2 separate regions of the Homo sapiens genome follow, and region 2 is linked to region 1. Evidence: chromatin contacts called from ENCODE Hi-C or POLR2A ChIA-PET data. All regions are on one chromosome and are shown on one strand. The core of a region is the stretch at or near the end of the contact, and the rest is flanking DNA. Distances in the headings are between cores, read along the strand shown. Region 1 has its middle 61 kb from the start of LRRC37A3. Region 2 holds the start of AMZ2 (archaelysin family metallopeptidase 2).

What was found. A loop is a pair of places that touch in the nucleus more often than their neighbours do. ChIA-PET counts read pairs that join two places held with the same protein, here RNA polymerase II (POLR2A). Pooled maps may share reads with other maps.
Region 2: a loop to region 1 is called in a pooled map, with 4 times the contacts of the local background. The contact joins the promoter of AMZ2 here to the enhancer-like site in region 1. A Hi-C loop is called at or near these places in 2 of 168 maps with a recorded cell type or tissue (GM11168 and K562) and 9 of 50 pooled maps. POLR2A ChIA-PET finds 5 or more read pairs at or near these places in 3 of 52 experiments (CD4-positive, alpha-beta memory T cell, activated CD4-positive, alpha-beta memory T cell and activated naive CD4-positive, alpha-beta T cell).

The regions. Positions count from the first base shown.
Region 1 is chr17:64,977,306-64,983,966 of GRCh38, reverse strand. No RefSeq gene overlaps it. Among named protein-coding and RNA genes, the nearest start is that of LRRC37A3, 61 kb to the right of the region's middle. Within about 2 kb of position 3,231, at least 2 of the 41 ENCODE cell types and tissues checked have a DNase peak (open chromatin) inside an H3K27ac peak, as active enhancers do.
Region 2 is chr17:68,246,320-68,252,726 of GRCh38, reverse strand. It overlaps AMZ2 (archaelysin family metallopeptidase 2), which reads right to left and starts at 4,684. Exons shown (of 7, transcript NM_016627.5): 1 at 4,022-4,684; 2 at 2,257-2,539; 3 at 1,760-1,933; 4 at 1,549-1,677. The coding sequence starts at 2,539. RefSeq lists silencers at 3,199-3,248, 4,558-4,857 and enhancers at 5,072-5,617, 5,618-6,164.

The DNA of each region.
Region 1 (6,661 bases), core at 1,982-4,481:
CAAGGTGCTGATTTGGTGTCTGGGGAGGGCCTGCTTTCTGGTTCAGAGATAGTGTCTTCTTGCAGTGGCCTCACGTGGAGGAAGGGGTGAGCTGACTCCCTTGGGTCTCTTTTATAAAGGCACTAATACTATTCATAAGGGTTCCATTCTCATGGCCTGATCACCTCCCAAAGGTTCCCATCTACAAATACTATCACGTTGGGGGTTAGGTCTCAACATAGAAATTTGGGGGGACACAGACATTCAAACCATCGCAGGGTGCAAAATAAAATAATCATAACAAGAAAGGGATTTTGGCTATTGAAAAGCAGAATAGTTTAAAGTAAGTATTCAAAAGAAAAGATAGAAGATAATTTATAAAGTCTGGGCACAGTGGCTCACACCTATAATCCCAGCACTTTGGGAGGCCGAGATGGGTGGATCACGAGGTCAGGAGTTCAAGATCAGCCTGGCCAAGATGATGAAACCCCATCTCTACTAAAAATACAAAAAAAAAAAAAATTAGCTGGGTGTGGTGGTGGGTGTCTGTAATCCCAGCTACTAGGGAGGCTGAGGCAGAGAACTGGTTGAAACCAAGAGGTGGAGGTTGCAGTGAGTTGAGATCGCACCACTGCACTCCAGCCTGGGCAACAGAGCGAAACTCTGTCTCAAAAAAAAAAGAAAAGAAAAGAAAAAGAAAAAAAATAATTGATAAAAACTTCAGAATGTAGTACAAAAAGATGGAAAAAATGTGAGAGATAAGAAAATTTGAGGATCTATTCTGAAAGTCCAACATCCAGCAAGAATGGAGGGAAGGAAATTATCAAAAAAATAATACCAGAAAATTTCTCAGAATGAAAGGATAAGAGTCTCAGTATCAAAGGGCCTGCTAAGTGAGCCACAAAATGAATGAGAAGAAAGGTTCAGGCTAAGGCACATCTTTATAACCCTTCAGAACGCTAAGGATAAAAAGGAGACCCTATAATCTTCCTAAAAATAACAGATAACATACAAAGAACTAGGAATCAAAATGGCATTGAACATCTCAGTAGCAACATTGGAAGTCAGAAGAAACTGGAGCAAACTGTTTATAATTCTGAGGGGAAATGATTTGCAATCTAGAATTCCACACCAACTCAATAAATTCTCAATCAAGTATGAGGGCAGGATAAAAACATTTTCAGATGTCAAAGTTCTCAAAATATTTATCTCTATGTACCTTTATTCCAGAAGGTTCTGGGGATGTGCTACTGAAACCAAAGGAGTAGGCCAGGAAAGAGGAAGACAGAATTTAGTAATTTAAGAAACAGGGGATCCAACAGAGCAAAGTGTAGTTGCAGTCCTAGGAACAGCTATGCAGTAGGCCCATGGATGACCAGTATAGATAGGAATGTGGAGATGAGGGTACCCAGAAAAAAAATGTAACTAGTGTAAACGGGCCATGTAGAGAAGCATTAAAAAACAAAGTAAAGAATCAGAGAATCATAAAAAATAAGGCACATGCATGTTATATAGTTTTTTAAAAGAAAATAAATAATAGAAATCAAGTGATGATTAACTCTAGGCAAAAATAAAGAGGTTCTACAAGAAAGAAAGCATGGTCATAGTACACTACTTGGCTCTGTAGTACACAATGTTTGCATAATCATCATAATGTAAACACTGACCACCAGATTCAACCAAAATGTGTGATATAATCACCAGAGGAATGAGAGGTAGAAAGTATGATGTATGAGAGTTAAGTCCTCATCTCTCATGGCAATAAATTAACAGATGCTACCTAAAATCAAAAGATCAAGAAATCTCACTATACACACATTGTTGAGAAACATGGAGATAAATACCAGAAAAAACAGCCAAGGAGTTGAGAACAGTAGCCTCTAGGAAGTTGGCCTATGGGGTGGGGACTATTACTTTTCATTACAATGCTTTTAGTACTTCTTAGCTTTTAAAAATGTATATTTGGAATATTTTCATATATATAGTAATTTTATTATTTATTTATTTTTTGAGACCAAGTGTTGCTCTATTATCCAAGCTGAAATGCAGTGGTGTGATCTCAGGTCACTGCAACCTCTGCCTCCCAGGTTCAAGCGATTCTCCTGCCTCAGCCTCCCAAGTAGCTGGGACTACAGGTGTGTGCCACCACACTTGGCACACTTGGCTAATCTTCTGTGTGGTTTTTTTTTTTTTTTTTTTTTAGCAGAGACGGGGTTTTGCCACATTGGCCAGGCTGGTCTCGAACTCCTGACCTAAGTGATCCGCTTGCCTTGGCTTCCCAAAGTGCTGAGATTACAGGCGTGAGCCACTGCACCCGGTCCATAAAGTAATTTTAAAATAAAGTCAACAAATTAGGAAGACAAAGGATGGCTTGGTTGTTAATCTAAATGAATCTCTAGTTAGTGGTATGTTGGTGTAAGTAAAATTCAGAGACCATAGAAAAATAGATTGAGGAGCAGCTGAAAGCCTAGGCAGAAAGACAGAGGCAGAGAACCACCTAGAAAACATGGAGAAGCTGTTATGCCCAAGGGTCATTTGTATATTTAGGAATGCCTAAATATTAATACACTACTGACTTGTTAAATTGCTTTCTGACTGTAAAAGTAATAATACTTATTGTAGAAAGTTTGGAAAAGGCAAATTAACAAGTAAAGCAGGAGAGAGAGAAATCAAAACCACCAAATATCTCATTATTCATAGATTATTACTTATCAGCACTTTCTTTTTTTTTTTTTTTTGGACACAGAGTGAGTACAGTGGCACGATCTTGGCTCACTGCAACCTCCGCCACCCTGGTTCAAGTGATTCTCATGGCTCAGCCTCCCGAGTAGCTGGGATTTCAGGCGTGTGCTACCATGCCCAGCTAATTTTTGTATTTTTTAGTAGAGATGGGGTTTCGCCTTGTTGGCCAGGCAGGTCTGGAACCCCTGACCTCAGATGATCTGCCTGCCTCAGCTTCCCAAAGTTCTGGAGTTACAGTCATGAGCCACCATGCCCGGCCAAGCACATCTTTTTAAAACAAAAATAAGATTACAACATATAGGCCAGGCAAGATGGCTCATGCCTGTAATCCCAGCACTTTGGAAGGTGGAGGCATGCAGATGGCTTGAGCCCAGAAGTTCAAAACCAAAACAAGCCTAGGCAACATGGTGAAACCCCTTCTCTACAAAAAACACAAAACATTAGCCAAGTGTAATGGTGCATACCTATAATCCCAGCTACTTGGGAGGCTGAGGTGGGAGAATCACCTGATCCTGAGACGTCCAGGCTGCAGTGAGCTGTAATCACACTACTGTACTCCAGCCTGGGTGACAGAGTAAGGCCCCGTCCCAAAAAAAAAAAAAAAAAAATTACAACGTGTAAACATTTCTGTGTCACACTTTATTTCCCCTTAGCATTTCTCTAGGTCACTACTGTCTTTGAGAAATGATTTTTTTTTTTCTTGAGATAGTCTCGCTCTGTCGCTCAGGCCGGAGTGCAGTGGTGTGACCATGGCTCACTGCAACCTCTTTCTGCCAGGTTCAAGCGATTCTCCTGCTTCAGCCGCCTGAGTAGCTGGAACTACAAGCATGTGCCACCACACCTGGCTAATTGTTGTATTTTTAGTAGAGACCGGGTTTCGCCATGTTAGCCAGGCTGGTCTTGAACTCCTGACCTCAGGTGATCAGCCTGTTTTGGCCTCCCAAAGTGCTGGGATTACAGGCATGAGCCACTGTGCCCAGCTGAGAAATGATTTTAAATAGATGCTTAGTATTCTAACATATGAATGTACATGTAATTTATGGTCTATGATTAATAATTTATGCTTTTCCAGTCTCCAATAGCTGGATATTTTGATTGTTTCTAATTTTCATAATTATAAATAATATTTTGTTGACTATCCTTAACCATAAGTCTGTGAGATCTCTTATTGGGTCAATAGGTATGAACATTTTAAAAGCTATTAATACTCCATGTCAGGTTGTTCACCAGAAAGATTCGACCTGTTTATACACTCCGCCAGGACAGTCTACCATCATTGGACATTATCATCAAATACAACTTTTTAGTAACCATGTTAATGTATCACACAATCAAAAAAAGATCAAGGTTGGGGGGAAATTCATAAAATGGAATGCAAACAAAAATAAATGAACCTAACTATATTTCATGTTAATAACAATACTACACTGAAGGGCAGAATTGGGAGGGGGAACTAACCTAGGTAGGTAACTTGAACACAGTTATTTTAATATATATCCTCTGGCTATAAAGAACCTTAAATACATACTAATTGGTAGAATTGTTTTCCTGCAGTGCTATGGATTAGGAATTCTGAAATTATTTTTAGTACATATTCTAGTACAGAGCAAATAAATAAATAAATTGTGAATAACAGGAGCCAGGTTTCTCTCTACTGATGAAGGACATCATACATATGGAAAAATGGAAGGCTAGAATGAATGAACTCTGTGGTGTCAGGCTGGACTGGAATTGGAAATGTCAGTATGGACTCATGTTTTAGTTGTACTGTGGCTACTTACGAAAATGTGCTTGATTTTTGGGAATATACTATGAGGTATTTAGGAGTCCAGGGCATCATGTCTGCAACTTACTTTTTTTTGGAGACAGTCTTGCTCTGTTGCCCAGGCTGGAGTGCAATAACGTGATCTCAGCTCACTGCAACCTCCGCCTCCTGGGTTCAAGCGATTCTCCTGCCTCAGCCTCCCAAGTAGTTGGGATTACAGGCATGTAACGCCACACCCTGCTAATTTTTGTATTTTTAGTAGAGATTGGGTTTCACCATTTTGGCCTGGCTGGTCTCAAACTCCTGACCTCAAGTGATCAACCCACCTCAGCTTCCCAGAGTGCTGGGATTACAGGCGTGAGCCACTGCACCCGCCCCCGGCCTGCAATTTACTCTCAAACAGTTCAGGGAAACAATGTACATTTACATATAGAGAGAGACAGAGATAAAGACACAGAAAGAAAGAGAATGATAAAGAAATGAGGTAAAATGTTAAGTACTGGGGAATCTGGGTGAAGAGAATGCAGGGATTCTTTATACTATTTTTGCCACTTTTCTGTTAGCTTGAAATTATTTCAAAATAAACACTTTGGCCAAATTAGCAGGTAAGAAAACATTATTAGAGTGGTTTTCCTTTGAGTTCATTCATGTGTTCAATAAAGTTGAACACATGGATGTTAATGAACCATTCGGATTATATGGTTCATATTTTTTGCTCATTTTTATGTCATGGTGTTTTTCCGTGTTGATATGTAAAAGCTATTTTTAAACCCTTCATCTGCCGTATATGTTACATTTCTTTCCTGATTTCTGCCACCTTCTAATGTTGTTACCAACTTTCTTTTCCAACCTTGGGCCACTGGCATATACACTCATTTCTAAATATCAGAACTTGTAGTGTTCTTTGAAATGCAAACAGCCTATGGTTCATTTTGCAACTGCATATTAGTTAACAGGCAAAAATACCTTAGTAAGAGAAAGTGTCTTTTCCTTCTAATGAAAAAAAAAAAAAAAAACTAACCCCCCTGAAGCACTAAGGTGTTTATTTATTTACTTTTTTGAACAGGGTCTCACTCTGTTGCCCAGGCTAAAGTGCTGTGAATCATGGTTCACTGCAGCCTCGACCTCCCAGGCTCAATCCATCCTCCCACTTCAGCCTCCCAAGTAGCTGAGACTACAGGCATGTGTCACTACACCTGGCTTTTTTTCTAGAGATGGGGTCTCCCCCTATGTTGACCAGGCTGGTCTGGAACTCCTAGGCTCAAGTGATCCTCCTGTCTTAGCTTCCCAAAGTGCTGGGATCATAGGCATGAGACACCACGCCTGGTAAGTTTTTTTAAAAAAATAAATATTAGACCATGCAGAAACATGCTATCCTAAAATTTTTGAGCAAGTACAAAGTTCACGATTCAGAAATTTAAACAGTTTAAATGCAAAATGAAGTTCTTTTTAATGAATACCAAAAAACTGTCAGGAGATCGAGACCATCCTGGCTAACACGGTGAAACCCCGCCTCTACTAAAAATACAAAAAAAAAAAAATTAGCTGGGCGTGGAGGCGGGCACTGGTAGTCCCAGCTACTCGGGAGGCTGAGGCAGAAAAATGGCCTGAACCCAGGAGGCGGAGCTTGCAGTGAGCTCAGATACGCAACTGCACTCCAGCCTGGGCGACAGAGTGAGATTCCGTCTCAAAACAACAACAACAACAACAAAAAAAAAAAAAAAAAAAAAAAAAACTGACTGAAAATCTAGTGAATACCTTTTATGCTTCAGACACCCCGTATGAGAGTCTTTACCCTCAAGCATCTCGCAGTTGAGTAAGGGTGACATGTAAGAAATAGGTTCCAATCATTGTGACAAGGACAACTGCAGTATTATTACGTACACACAAGGCAATGAACAGGCAGAAGAGAAGTTTTGTCATGAGGCAGGATGAGGCTATAGAAGAGGTGACAACTAAGCTAAAGAAGCCACTCAGGATGTCAGAAGACAGCCGTTCAGTCAAAAACAGGCACAGTATCCAAAGGAACTCATTTGATCCCTAAAATTCTGCTAAGATGTGCTGTAGGCGGGGCGCGGTGGCTCATGCCTGTAATCCCTGCACTTTCGGAGGCCGAGATAGATGGATCACCTGAGGTCAGGAGTTTGAGACCAGCCTGGCCAGCATGGTGAAACC
Region 2 (6,407 bases), core at 3,435-5,934, 3.3 Mb before region 1:
CACAGGGAGATCCCATCTGGCCAAAAAAAATCCCATCTGGCCAAAAATAAAATAAAATAAAATAGCCGGGTGTGGTGGTCCTGTGGTCCCAGCTACTCGGGAGGCTGAGGCAGGATGATCCCTTTAGCCCAGGAGGTTGAGGTTGCAGTGAGCCATGATCACACCACTGCACTCCAGCCTGGGTGACAGAGGGAGACTCTGTCTCAAAAGAAAAATAAAAGGTAGATAGAATTATTTTTCAATGTTTCCATCTCTATCAGGTTAATAATAAAAGAGAAAACTTATGATAAAAAGCTACCTCACACCACCAAAATCAGTAAGAAAGTAGTGACCCACGTCTCCAAGAGTGCATGCTGGTAGGGCCATGGGGGCCACAAGAAACCTCACATAAATGGAGAATAAAGAATAAAGGAGTAAGTGGGAAGAGGCTCTATAACCCTACAGCCCCCACCTCTAGTAGAAACATTTGTCCCAAAAAGCTTACCACCCCACACAAATCCTAAGGCTAATGTAACATCCAGACAGACCATAAACTCTCAGGATAGTCCCTGTACTTACTCCCCATCCCCAGAACACTAATGAACCACTCCCCTTAGGGGGCCTTTTCCCTTTCAAGTCTGTGTTGGATTCTTAGGGATGAAGTTAGAGAAATAAGAACAATAATTAAGGGGAGGGGAGAAGTAGAGAGATGACAAAAAAAAAAAAAGGTTAAAAATATGACCGGTTTGCAGAACCTTTCCCATCCCTAATATTACCATACAGAGTTCCTAATGAGTCAAGGTTTATTACATATCTCAAATCAAAGATGGACGTTTTGACTCTTTAAATTAAAAAACAAATGTCGTATGATGAGAAAGAAGCATACACTTAGTCTATGGCTATTCTAACTGTGCAAGATGACTATGAAAAGAATTGAAAAATAATTAGCAAGATTTTCACATCCATTGATAGCTCAAACTGTAATTGGTTTAATTCACCTTGCTACTGAATTACTGACATTTACTAGCTGTTATGCTGTATGCCTATATATATGCCAGGCCTATATATACATTTTTTTTTTGAGACACGGTCTCACTTTATTGCCCAGGCTGGAGTGCAGTGGCTCGATCATGGCTCACTGCAGCCTCAACCTCCTGGGCTCAAGCAATCCTCTCACCTCAGCCTCCTGCGTAGCTAGGACTACAGGTATGTGCCACCATGCCCAGCTAATTTAGTTTTTTAAATTTTTATTTTTTTGTAGACATGTGGTCTATGTTGTCCAGGCTTATCCACACTTTTTATGTACAGGCACTTTTATGTAAATTATCTCCAAATGACTCCATGATGTGGGTATTGTTACCTTTAAGGTCCTGTAGGTAGTGAGTGGCCAACCAGAACCTAGATTATCACAATCTACCAACAGCACACTTCCCATTATGGCATAATGTCTCAACTGAAAATATTTTAAATATCAATATGATTCTTGGTTGGAATTTTTTCCCTCTTCTAACATCTTCAAATATTCTCAAGCTGAAGAAGCTTCTAACAACAATGCCAAAAACGGAATACCATCTGTCAAAGAGGCCTGTCCAAAGACAAAATTCCACGAGTCTCTTGGGTAAAGATCAATCATTGTTATTCCCACAACACAGAAGGCATCTTCAGGTTTCTTCTTTTTCAAGAACTTCAGGATGTCCCCTATTTAAAAAGAAATACATAAATGTATGAGTGTATATTATATACATATACTCAGTTCGAATTGCAAAGTCGTGTAATTCACCTGCATGAATTTGTAGGTTGTGTGTGTTCTCATTGACTCTAAAGGAACATCTTGTTACAGAAACAGGAACTGGTTCTAGGAGTTTTACTCTCAAGCCATAGAAATATGCTTTACAGTAGCCCGTGAGCCATTTAATATATTCTTCACTGATAATTCTGGTGTTTCCTAGAGAGCCTACAATATGGAAGAACATTTAAAAACAGACTTTAAGATGATTATTCAGTGTTTACCCAGTCTATGAGTAAGAAGATTCAAATTAGAAACAAAACCAACTCTAAATTTTCAATAACCTTTATCATTCATTGGTGTTGCTATGAAACAAAAAGAAACAAAATGTTATCTTTTAAGTCAGTTTGGCTACAAAACTTGTACCGCCGCAATGAATATCAAAAACGATCCTAAAACGGCCCATCTGAATCAGACCCATAGCCTGGACTATTCCTGACAAGAGCGCCACTGCAAAACTGAACCAAAACCAGCACATTACCAGTATTTACCAATGGACTGTATATAAATGCTGCGTTTGTTTGGAGAGGGTGTCTTTCTGTAAGGATCACTGAAGAACTGTTCAAAGTCTTGGGGAGCCTCAGGGTGGGAGGTGATCCAATCTGATGGAGAATGCAAGGTAATGGGTCCAAAGAGATCACTGGCTGGCTGGAAGGCTTCATTCATTAAACGTTGTTCCCCAGCATTTAATTTCTCATACTGTGATACAAGCACTGGGTTCTTTGAGATGAGAGCTGTTTTTAGTGTCTGTTCGGAGTGCCGTATTATTTGCATCTAACAAAAAAAAGCAAGTAATCAAATATAAAAATACATATCTACATTGGGGACTTTACCTATCCTCTATATTTCAGCTCTGATTTCTCCCTAGAGTGAAATGACTGATTGCTAATGCTTTAGAGTGGTCACACTTAGAGTGGTTTCCTCATGTCCAATTTCTTGGAGATCTAAGAAATTAAAAAGACAATCATGAAATCCATTCCTCCATCTCATATGGAACCTGCTCCCATTACAAAAACTAGTGGTGGCCAGGTGTGGTGGCTCATGCCTGTAATTTCAGCACTTTGGGATAGGAGGATTGCTTGAGGCCAGGAGTTTGAGAACAGCTCAGGCAACATGGTGAGACCCTGTCTCTACAAAAAATTTAAAAATTCCCTGGGCATAGTTGTGCACATCTGTGGTCCTAGCTACCAGGGAGGCTGAGACAGGAGAATCACTTGAGCCCAGGAGCTTGAGGCTGCAGTGAGCCATGACTGTGCCACTGCACTCCAGCCTGGGCAAGAGTCCAAAACAAAAAAAAAAAACCTCACGGTGACCACAGGAGCAGGACCTCACACCCAACTTCCTTCTTTTGGGGAATAATATTGGCCTGGCACAGTGGCTCACGCTTATAATCCCAGCACTTTGGGAGGCCAAGGCAGAAGGATTACTTGAGCCTAGGAGTCTGAAATCAGCTTCGACATCATGGCAAAACCCCATATCTACAAAAAAATTAGCCGGATGTGGTGATGTGCACTTGTAGTCCCAGCTACTTGGCAGGCTAAGATGGGAGGATCATCTGAGCCCAGGAGGTCGAGGCTGCAGTGGGCCGTGATCGTGCCACTGCAGTCCAGCCTGGGCAATAGAGACTCTGTCTCAAAAAATAATAATATGAATTAACTCATCAGTGCCACATGAAAAATACTCATCGTTTCTAATGTGACTCAAAGATCTTCAACATCAAATAAAAACAAAACTAATGTAAGCCCTATCATTTCTGCAATTTAACTGCAGGCTGAGAAACTACAGCTTAGCCACTGAAGTTTATGGCCTCAAAGTCATGTCACATTAGGGAAGACATCAGATGACTAATCAAAAGCCAGCCTCACAATGACAGGTTTCTTCCATTCACATCGTGTTCCTATATAGAGCTTTCATCCTTCCTCTTGAATGGGTCCGATGTTCCACCACGAGGCTTTTTGAATTAAGGAAAAAGTTGAACATCTCTGTCTGGATCATCTTTGTCATATTTTCTAATTATTTAGATTTTGCCAGTTTAATGATAGACGATTGATGGGAAAACTTAAGCTAATGTCTGTTCTGATTGAACCTATAAATTCTGGGGTTGAAGAGGCTGACTAAAATTCCAGACCAAATGTCTCTGTACTCAAAGCTCTGATATAAGCATAGGCTCATCCTCACTCCTACACAACTGGGCTGAAATCTGACTTCTACAGGACAAAATATAAAACAAGATGTACCTTCCTGTAGTCTACCTACCTTGATTAGGAAGGAAGGCTCCCATGGAAGCTTTTAACTTACAAGGACGGACATGTCTGGGCCTGGCTGGAAGAAAGTTGTGGAGTGTGACTTCATCTTAATATTAAAAAGGCAGTGTGAAAGGTCAGGAGGCCTCCTCTTGCCTCCCAAGCCTAATCTAGGGAAGCTGCGGGAGAAGATGGGCAGGGGGCGCAGAATTCGGTCACTGCAGTGGGCTGGAGGCCTAGGATGCTTTGGTCCCAAAACCAGAACATCACGGGCAAACGGGAAGGAGCTGGCCACCCTGGCTGGTTGCCTATAGCAACTCGCACTGTGGGCTCTGGTCCATGCAGACACAACCCAGTCTCCAGCTGGGAGTGGAGTGGGGGTTCCCCAGGGACTCTCGCTTCGCCTCTTCTTCCCCAGGAGCCTCGGGAAAGGCCTCCCTGGCTCCCTAGAGGCACCGACCCCGCGGACCCCGCGGCTTCCGCCACGTCCGCCCCTCCTACATCCTCATCCCGCTCCACCGACCGCGACCGGCCCCCGCCTCTACGACCCGGCTACCCTGCCTAGGGGCCCCGGCCCAGCTCTGACAGCACCCGCGAACCGCCCTGACCCGACAGGCCTCGATACCACCCACCCGCGGCAGCCCTCACGCGCATGCGCACCGCGTCCCTTCGCACTGCGCCACGCCACGCCCACTGGCGCCACGCCCCTTACGCCACGCGCCGCGCCGCTGCGTCGCGCACGCCCTGTGGGCCCCGCCCAACTCACGACCCACCCATGCCACGCCCCTGAGCGTGCGGCCGCCTGGGCAGGCGCAGAGCTGGAGTTCAGCGGCCGCGACCCGCCTCTTCCAGAATAGAGGGTAGCGAGGGGACTACAAGCCCCAGCTGTCCACCCCCGCAGTCGCCGATTCCTCGCTTGCGCTCGCGGCGGCTCCGCGGCCCGGTTCTCGAGAGCCACAGATGCGCCCGCGTCGCTGGGGTCTCCCGTGTGGGAACGTCCTCGGCAGGCCGCGGGTTTGAGAGGCATCGCCGGCGTGACGAATGCAACCAGCGTGGCCCCAAATGAGTCGGCGGCCGCCGCAGGTTGACGTAGAGCCGCAGCGCTCCCCGGGGCCGTCACCCTCAGCACTTTCCCTTCTTTATTTGTTGGGGGCCGCGGGGGCTGGAACCCAGAAGCGCAAGTGTGGGGCGCGTCCTCGTGGCGTCCCTGGCGCTCCGAGGCCGAAACCCGGATGCTGAGGGGAGGCCGTGAGCTCGGAAAGGCACCGCGGGGCCGGCATTAGGGCTGAGCTAGCTCTGTACCCTCTGGTGGGACTTTCGGTCTCTCTGGGCCTCGCCATTCTCTTTCTTTTTCTTGCTTTTTTTTTTTTTTTTTTTTTTTTGGAGACGGAGTCTTGCTCTGTTGCCCAGGCTGGAGTGCAGTGGGACAGTCTGGGCTCAGTGCAACCTTTGCCTCCTGGGTTCAAGCGATTTTCCCGCCTCAGCCTCCCCAGTAGCTGGAACTACAGGTGCCCGCTATCACGTCCGGCTAATTTTTGTTATTTTTAGTAGAGATGGGGTTTCACCATGTTGGCCAGGCTGGTCTCGAACTCCTGACCTCAAGTGATCCGCCCGCCTTGGCCTCCCAAAGTGCTGGGATTACAGGCGTGGGCCACCGCGCCCGGCTTTTTTTTTTTTAATACGGGTTTTCACCCTGTTACCCAGGCTGGTCTCGAACTCCTGCGCTCAGGTGATCCACCCCCCCGCACCCCGGTCTCCCACAGTGCTGGAATTACAGGCGTGAGCCACGGCGCCCGGCCTGTTATTTTGAAGTCAAGCTATTTTACCATCCTCTGGATTTTCGTCATCCTAATTCTCCTTCCCAGTCTCAAGGAAAGACAGGCACATTTTCTTGATGACTTCAGCATTTGTAACCCCTTGTTGGCTCTCCTTAGAGGACATTAACTCTGAACCTTTCAACTTCGAGGATCTCTTTAGCCCTTCCTTATTTGTTCACTCTCCTGGATCATGAATTCTCCAAATTTGTCCTTTGAACCCAGTGCCCATATCCACCCTCACCTGAACCCATTCTTGAATAAAATGCATTCCTACCATGACTGTTCTCAAAGTTTGAAGTTGAGAATACCGATGCGCCACTCCTGCTTCAATGCTTGAGAAGTCGTGGGCTTTCTTCCATGTGCCTTTTGACTGGGCGCCTATCTCCCGACAGCCTGAGGTGGTGTAGCATAGGGGCGAAGGTGGTCTGTGCTTGAATCCCAAAACCCTCACTAGCGTGGGACCTGTGTCAACTACTTGACCTCTTTTGTAAAACGGAGACAATTACAGCACATCTTTTTTTATTATTATTACTTGACACGAAGTCTCGCTCTGTCATCCAGACTGGAGTGCAGTGGTGCGAT